2 separate regions of the Homo sapiens genome follow, and region 2 is linked to region 1. Evidence: read pairs that join two places in POLR2A ChIA-PET (ENCODE). Cell type or tissue: GM12878. All regions are shown on one strand.

The links. Peaks named below come from ENCODE experiments on the same cell type or tissue, not always from the same donor. Only the 100,000 strongest peaks of a DNase experiment are listed, where the experiment ranks them.
Region 2: POLR2A ChIA-PET joins it to region 1 with 8 read pairs; 2 of 35 experiments call an interaction of 5 or more read pairs at or near these places.

Annotation. Positions count from the first base shown.
Region 1 is chr7:104,895,538-104,899,537 of GRCh38, forward strand. All of the region lies in intron 2 of LHFPL3 (LHFPL tetraspan subfamily member 3), which reads left to right. LHFPL3-AS2 (LHFPL3 antisense RNA 2) reads right to left here. Exons shown (of 4, transcript NR_027374.1): 4 at 1-527. Among named protein-coding and RNA genes, the nearest start is that of LHFPL3-AS2, 29 kb to the right of the region's middle. RefSeq lists an enhancer at 1,880-2,019. In GM12878, no CTCF peak of the experiment used is centred here; DNase peaks (open chromatin) are centred at 194, 625, 815 and 1,954; H3K4me3 peaks cover 1,947 bases; H3K27ac peaks cover 3,258 bases.
Region 2 is chr7:105,185,893-105,189,892 of GRCh38, forward strand. The region is part of intron 3 of SRPK2 (SRSF protein kinase 2); the gene reads right to left. Among named protein-coding and RNA genes, the nearest start is that of KMT2E, 170 kb to the left of the region's middle. In GM12878, no CTCF peak of the experiment used is centred here; a DNase peak (open chromatin) is centred at 1,629; H3K4me3 peaks cover 681 bases; H3K27ac peaks cover 631 bases.

The DNA of each region.
Region 1 (4,000 bases):
TGCAGAGGTGCAACAGGGAAAAGGGGCAGGGGAGAGAGAAAAGCCTGGGAGCTCTGAGCCCTTCATTAGAGCAGCTGTGCTCAATTCTGCTTCATATACAGAACCGGGATTTCTAAAAGAGTCACTCAAAAGCTTTTCAGTGGGGGGAGTGGGAAGGGAAACTGAAAAGAGAGAAGTCACAAGAGCTGGATTCTAACCCCAACTCTTCAGTTAACTTGGTATGTGACTTTGGGCAAATTGCTTCATCTCTCTGGGCTTCGGTCTGCTTACCGGAAAAAAAATGAAAACATTGGAACCATTGATGCCTGTCTTAGTCTGCTAGGGCTGCCATAAAAAATCCCACAGACCTGGTAGCTTGAACACAGAAATTTACTTTCTCACAGTTCTGAAGGCTGGAAGTCCAAGATCAAGGTGTGACAGGTTCGATTTCTCCTGAGGCCCCTCTCCTTGGCTTGTAGATGGCGGCCTTCTTGCCGCGTCCTCAGATGGCTTTTTCTTGGAGCATGCGCACCTGGTATTTCTTCCTCCTATAAAGAGATCAGTCATATTGGATTAGGGCCCCACCCTGAAGATCTCATTTTATCTTAATTGTCCTCTTAAAGGCGCTATCTCCAAATACAGTCGTATTGGGGGTTAGGGCTTCAATATTTACACTTTGGGAGACATAATTCAGTCCACAGCCTAAGGCTCCTTTCAGTAAACACCAGGGGTTGTTGAGCAGCAACTATGTGCCAGGCTTTCCTCTGGGTGCTAGGGACACTGTGGCTTCTCAAAAATGCCCGTTGTCTGCAGCCATACCCACCTGAACATGCCCAATCTTGCCTGATCTCAGAAGCTAAGCAGGGTCAGGCCCAGTTACCACTTGGATGGGTGAAGTGGCCCTTGCACTTGAGGAGCTCACTGTCCAAAAGGTGAGCTCCATTAACGGATGACTGGGGCAAAACAGAAACCCAAAAAAGATAAGAACAGTTCAGGAAGTGGCTCCCAGGGAAGCAACCTAAGATGAAATGATGAAATGTGAAACATGAACAGGTGTTCACCAGTTAGAAAACTGGAGGAAGGGCTTTTCCAGCAAAAGGAGCAAAGGCCCAGAGGTGGAGCAAAGGCCCAGAGGTAGAACACATCCAGGGTGCTGGAGTGCAGTCTGAGGTGGGAAACCCCAGAGGAGGGGCTGGAGCAGGGAGAGGCCACAGGAGGCCTCATTAGCTGTGCTAGGCAGTTATGCATATTCAGTAGAAGGTATCACTGCTAAAAAGTTTTAAGCTGGGCTGGGCTCGGTGGCTCATGCCTGTAATCCCAGTACTTTGGGAGGCCAAGGCGGGTGGATCACTTGAGGTCAGGAGTTCAAGACCAGCCTGGCCAACATGATGAAACCCCATCTCTACTACAAATACAAAAATTTGCTGGGCATGGTGGCGCACACCTGTAGTCCCAGCTACTTGGGAGGCTGAGGCAGGAGAATCAGTTGAACACGGGAGGCAGAGATTGCAATGAGCCAAGATTGCACCACTGCACTCCAGCCCAGGTGACAGAGTGAGACTCCATCTCAAAAAAAAAAAAAAGTTTTAAGCTGAAGAACAATCTATTTATTTCTGCATTTTAGAAAGCCCCAAAATTCTAAAATTCTATTTAGCAGTCTCTGGCTTTCCATGACTGCCACGTCATTTGTGGCTAACCAGTGTCAGCCAGCTGGTGATGTATTGCACAGCTACTAAATGCCTTAATTCTTGGTTACTTCTCTCACAGGGCCGTGGGTGTGTGTGCTTATGTGTGTGTGTTCATTAGATCTTGGGTATAAATTGCCTTCTGGACTCTGCAGTCCGCTTCCCTTTGGTCTAGAGAGGAAGCATACATCATACTCAAATGTCTTATTTCATTACAATAAACACCCATAAGGATAATTAGGACCAGGACTATTACATTTGTGGTAACAAAGGCATGTAAAACTTCATGATCCTGAACTCTCTGCCTGCTAAAGATTCACTAAGACCATAGGTTCACATGCTGAGAAACGAAAGCCTCACAGCTTCCTGGAGGAGAGAATGCACTTAAGGTTTTAAAGAGCTGTACCTTACCACAATATCACTGAAACTTACAGAGTATTTAGAAGAAAGGGGAACATCACTTGGGTTTTTATAGATAATTGTTAGTAATCTACTTATTAAACACACTGATTCTAGTGCTTTCTGAGAAATTTGCAAAAGACAATCCTTTCTATTGTAAATTCCTTGCTAAAAGAGGATTAAATAAAGCATTAAATAAAGCAATTAGATGCACAAACACAGATATATCAATATACTTTGTTCAGGTAATATAATTAATGACAACATCTTCTCCCAACCCAGAAAACCTTTCCATAAAGGTAGTAGAAAAAGAAAAGGTGTATTACTGAATAAGAATTAAACCAGAATGGGATCCACATCACAGGCAATTTGCTAAGAGACTGCTGACAGAAAGAAATGTCACCCCTTTTTTTTTTTTTTTTTTTTTGATACAGAGTCTCACTCTGTTGCCCAGGCTGGAGTACAGTGGCACCATCTCGGCTCACTGCAACCTCCACCTCCCAGGCTCAAGTGATTCTCCTGCCTCAGCCTCCCTAGTAGCTGGGATTACAGGCACCCACCACCACACCCCGCTAATTTTTGTATTTATTAGAGACAGGGTTTCAACAGTTGGCCAGGCTGGTCTCGAACTCCTGACCTCAGGTGATCTGCCCGCCTCAGCCTCCCAAAGTGCTGAGATTACAAGTGTAAGCCACTGTGCCCAGCCGAAATCTCACCCTTTTATATAGCCAGTACCACCCATTACATAAAAGTTCTCAAGACACACAGTAACTAGTCCTCAAGTAAGAGGACTGGGCAGCACCATTTATTACATATAGTGCATCCTAAATTCACCTGGTAATTGAGGGTGATTATCTGTTAATTAATTGGTTTTATACAAAGGGAAAATAAACTTCTCTTGTCTTTATGACAGGTAGTTTTACAACTGGAAGCAAGGCACCTCCCAAAGTTAGGCTCCTGCCCTCACTCAGAAACTGGGAGAGAGGGGCACAATCTCCTCTGATGTTTACATTTCAAAGATATGGCTTCCAGTTACTTCAGAAAGACATTTATGGGCCACGAAGCTGGAAAGGGCCAGGCGCGGTGGTTCATGCCTGTAATCCCAGCACTCCGGGAGGCTGAGGTGGGAGAACTGCTTGAGCTCAGAAGTTTGAGGCTGCAGCGGGCTGTCATCTTGACACTACACTCCAGCTTCAGTGACAGCATGAGACACTGTGTCTAAAAAAAAATTATTGGCTAGGCATGATGGCTCATGCCTATAATCTCAGCACTTCGGGAGGCTGAGGCAGGCGGATCGCTTGAGCCCAGGAGTTCGAGACCAGCCTTGACAACAAAACTCTGTCTCTACAAAAATTAGCCAGGCATGGTGGTATGCGCCTGTAGTCCCAGCTACTTACGGGGCTGAGGTGGGAAGATCGCTTGAGCCCAGAAAGTCAAGGCTGCAGCGAGCTGTGATTTTGCCACTGCATTCCAGCCTTGGTGACCGAGTGAGACCCCATCTCTAATATATATATATATATACTGTCAATATTTATTGAGCTCTTTCTATGTGCCAGGTTTATACTTTCTGTTATAAACACCTTATAAGCATCATTTCAATCTTCATGACAGGTTGGAAAGGAAGTACCCCAGCCTATTGAATGGGGAAATTGAAGCACAGATATGTAAAACATCTTCTCTAGAGTTACCCAGCTGGTAAGTTGTTGAATTAGGGTTGAAAGCCAGGGAGAATGGCTCCTGAACACACACATTTAACCACTGAACTATATGCCGCCGAGAAAATCAGGAAACATATTATCAAGGAAGGCCAATTGACTTCAAGATGATATTTGGAGAAAGAACACCTGTGGGACAGACCTCGCTGAGAGAGAGAGAGTACCTCTGGCAGGAAGGGAAGTAAGGACAGAATCAAGAAACGGGAAAATGATACGAAGCTG
Region 2 (4,000 bases), 290 kb after region 1:
GCCAGACAAAAAGAGAATTAGATAAATACATGTCCTAAAAAAGGGGGTTAGTTTACTGTACCTACATAACTATAACTACATATATTTGGAAGTCTGCATCTTTTTATAGATTTTATTCCCCTAGAATGTTCTGGGCTATGGGACGAATATGTCTTTATCAGTCAACTTTAGGTTTAATGTCTGCAAAATAAAGGTTTCATCTTGATTTATATAAGGTATTTTCAAACTACACAAATCTCTATTTCTATGAATGTTGTATCATTTGACAGTAGGAAGAATGCCCTTGCTTATAGGTTTTTACTTTTTAAATTTTATTTTAGATTCAGGGAGTACATGTGCAGGTTTGTTATGTGTATATATTACACAATGGTGGGGTTTGGGCTTCCGGTATACCCATCAACCAAATAGTGACCATTATACCCAATAGGTAATTATCAAGCCACACCACCCTCCCAACTTTGCCCCTTTTGGAGTCCTCAGTGTCTATTGTTTCCATCTTTAAGTCCATGTGTGCCCATTGTTTAGTTCCCACTTACAAGAAAGAACATGCAGTAGCTGATTTTCAGTTTCTAAGTTTTTTCACTTAAAATAATGGCCTCCAGCTTCATCCATGTTGCTGCAAAGGAAATCATTTCATTCTCTATGGCTGCTTTATTGATTTCTTGTTGCTGTATTCTGACGGACTGTGTTCTTCAACAAAGGCCGAAACAGTATCTCCCCAACTACCTGCTCTTCTACTATCCCTTCTACTCTGATGTTCTACTATCAAGAAATGGACTCTAATCATGAAACTGAATGAGCGTCTGATGTGCTTCTAACCAAAAAGAATATAGTGGATGAGACTGTGTGACTTTTGAGGCTAGGTCATAAAAGGAACACAGCTTCCACTCTGGAAGGTGTGTGTTACCTTTGGGAACTCTAAGTTGCCAGGTAGGAAGTATGACTGCTCTGAGGCCACCATGCTCTGAGAAAGCCAAGCCATATGCAAAGGGCATGGATAGGTGCTCCATAAGGCTGTCCTAGTTGTTTATCTTTCTAGCCCAGGGGCCAGATGTAAGCTTTCAGTTAATTCTAGTCCCCAGCCATGAAGCCACATCAAGCCCTTGAGATGTCTCAGTTGAGGCCCCAGATACCGTGAAGCAATGGGCAAGCCATCCCAGCTTTGTCTTTTCTAAATTCTTGATACATAAAATCATGAACAAAATTAAAAAGGGGTTTAAGGCTAAGTTTGAGGATAATTTATTATACAACAATAATCACAACGGTCTTTATTCTGCTCACCACAACAGCTATGCAAAACCTCCTCCTCGGTTCTGCAGGTAAGATGTGCCTTCAATCTTTAAAAGACTGATCAACTAGCTCCAAAAATCACTCATTTAATTCCTTTGTTGCTGGCCTTTCAACTCTACTCAAACCTTATCTCTTCTGCCTAGAAATATGCCCAGATATGTCACACTAAAATAAATGCTTTTTCTTGCACAAATCTGACCCCACTCCCTAGAAGCTACAATCATTTCATTGCTAAATTTCACCGAATAATCTGCTATGCTTTGCTAATATATCCTCACCTTGACATCTGCCTGACTCATCACTGGCCCCACACATGAGTCTCTAGAGAATTCCCCACAGGTAGTTCACTGTTCCTGTCAGCTTTTACCTTCCTGAAACTGAAATTTAGCTTAAACTAAATGCTATTATTAAATCCTTCCGTCTTGAAAACTCTTTTTTTATACCTCAGACCATATAGCCTTGGAAAGACCACCACCATCTCAGTGTGTTACCAACACAGGCAAAATTACTATTGTCCAAGGGAAGGATTTTGGTGTGGGTGTCTGACCAGACGTTCAGGTTTAAAGTCTCATGGTGAATATGCGTGGTGTAGTAAGCAGAGCTGAAGAGGCCATTGACAGGATCAATCAAAGGTTTTTTAAAAAAATAGGTAAAACTCATTCATTATAATAGAATTACAGAAGCAAGTAAGTCACAAGAAAAATAAACATAAAAGGGACAAAGGTGAGTAAATTATAACCAAGATAGGATTGCTGGTGGGAATATACAGTGACACAGCCATCTGGGGAAATAATCTGACAGCTCCTTAAGTGATTACCATATGACCCAGCACTTCCACTCCTAGATACATACCAAAGAAATGAAAACAAATGTACACTTTAACTCATATACAAATGTTCACAGCAGCATATTCTCAATAGCCAAAAGTGATAACAACCCAAATGTATATGAACTGCTGTGATACATCCAGAAAATGAAATATTAATCATGAAATGAATGAATAAAATACATGGTATAACAAGAATGAATCTTTAAAACATTATAAGTAAAAGAAGCCAAACACAAAAAGTGATGTATTGTGTTTGTTTATATGAAAATGTCCAGAATAGAGACAAAAAGTAGCTTAGTGATTGCTAAGGGTTGTAGAGGGGAGGAGAATAGGGACTGGCTGTCAATGGACAGTCATTTCTTCTGGAGAATGATGAAAATGTTCTGGAATTTTAAAGTGGTGAGTTGCAAAATTATGTGAATATACTGAAAACCACACAATTGTACCCTTTAAAGCAGAGAATGTTATGTTTGCAAATTATATCTCAATTTTTTAAAATGTATGAGGGAAAAAATAGCATGTTTTCAATTACTGCTTCCTAGTCAACATAAACCAGACAAAAAATCCCCAACAAAATCTGGAACTCCATTACTTCATTTCACTCTTTTCAATTCCAGGTTAAAACAGGATCCAAAACAAAGAGGAAAAAATTTTAACAATTCTACTGAATCCAGAACATCAATGTTAAGGAGTGAAATCTGAATAAAGAACTCTAAGAATACAGTCCATTTTTAAATTAGCACCAAATGGGAAATAAAAGAGAAAAGATATTACTCGTAACAGGTTCTGTTTGTAAATGTTTTTAGAATACTACCTTAGATCCCAAATAAGAATCAAACATGCCTGGGCCCTTAAAGAGAATTGGTGGATAGCCCCAACTAACAAAAAGACTTGCAAGAGTGTTCCAGCTTTTAGCTGGGAGCATAAAAGGAAAAAAACCCTTATGCTACAGTGAGCCTAAAGGGGGTGGAGGGAGGAAGGGACAGAGAATGAGCTAAGAAGAAGCCACCATGTTAATTGTCGACACTTTCTAAACCCAGACTCCAGCCCTTTCCTCAGCTGCTGCCAAGGGGCTCAGTACTTCTGGGAAAGCTACAGTCACACTGGGGAGAGGCCCTCACTTCATCCAGCAACTTGCACTGCATCCAACAGCAGCACCAGCCCCGCCACTCGCCCGCACCACAGCCCCTGAATTCGCCTGCATCTACTCCACCCTCATTCTTCACTATGAACGAGGTGACCGTCACAGAGGATAAATCAAGGCCCTAATTAAAGTAGGTGGTGTAAATGTTGAACCTTTTCGGCCTGGTTTGTTGGCAAAGGCCCTGGCCTATGGTGACATCGAGAGACTCATCCTAATGTAGGGGTTGGTGGACCTGCTCCAGCAGCTGCTGCTGCATCAACAGTAGGTCCTGCCCTGTCCAGAGCAGCTGCTCCAGCTGAGGAGAAGGAAGTGTAAGCAAAGAAAAAAGAATCTCGGCCGGATGCAGTGGCTCACACCTGTAATCCCAGCACTTTGGGAGGCTGAGGTGGGCAGATCACTTGAAGCCAGGAGTTCTAGACCAGCCTGGCCAAAATGGCAAAGCACAGTCTCCACCAAAAATACAAAAATTAGATGGGTGGGCTGGCGGATGCCTGTAATCCCAGCTGCTCAGGAGGCTGAGGCACAAGAATCACTTGAACCTGGGAGGCGGAGGTTGCAGTGACTGGGTGACAGAGCCAGACTCGGTCTCCGAAAAGAAAAAGATAAAGAAAAGGAAAAACAAAGAAGAATCTGAGGAGTGTGATGATGGCATGGGCTTTGGTCTTTTTGACTAGAAGTTCTTTTATAACTCTTTTTACAAATTTTTAAAAAATTAAACTGGACTCCAGGGACCAGTG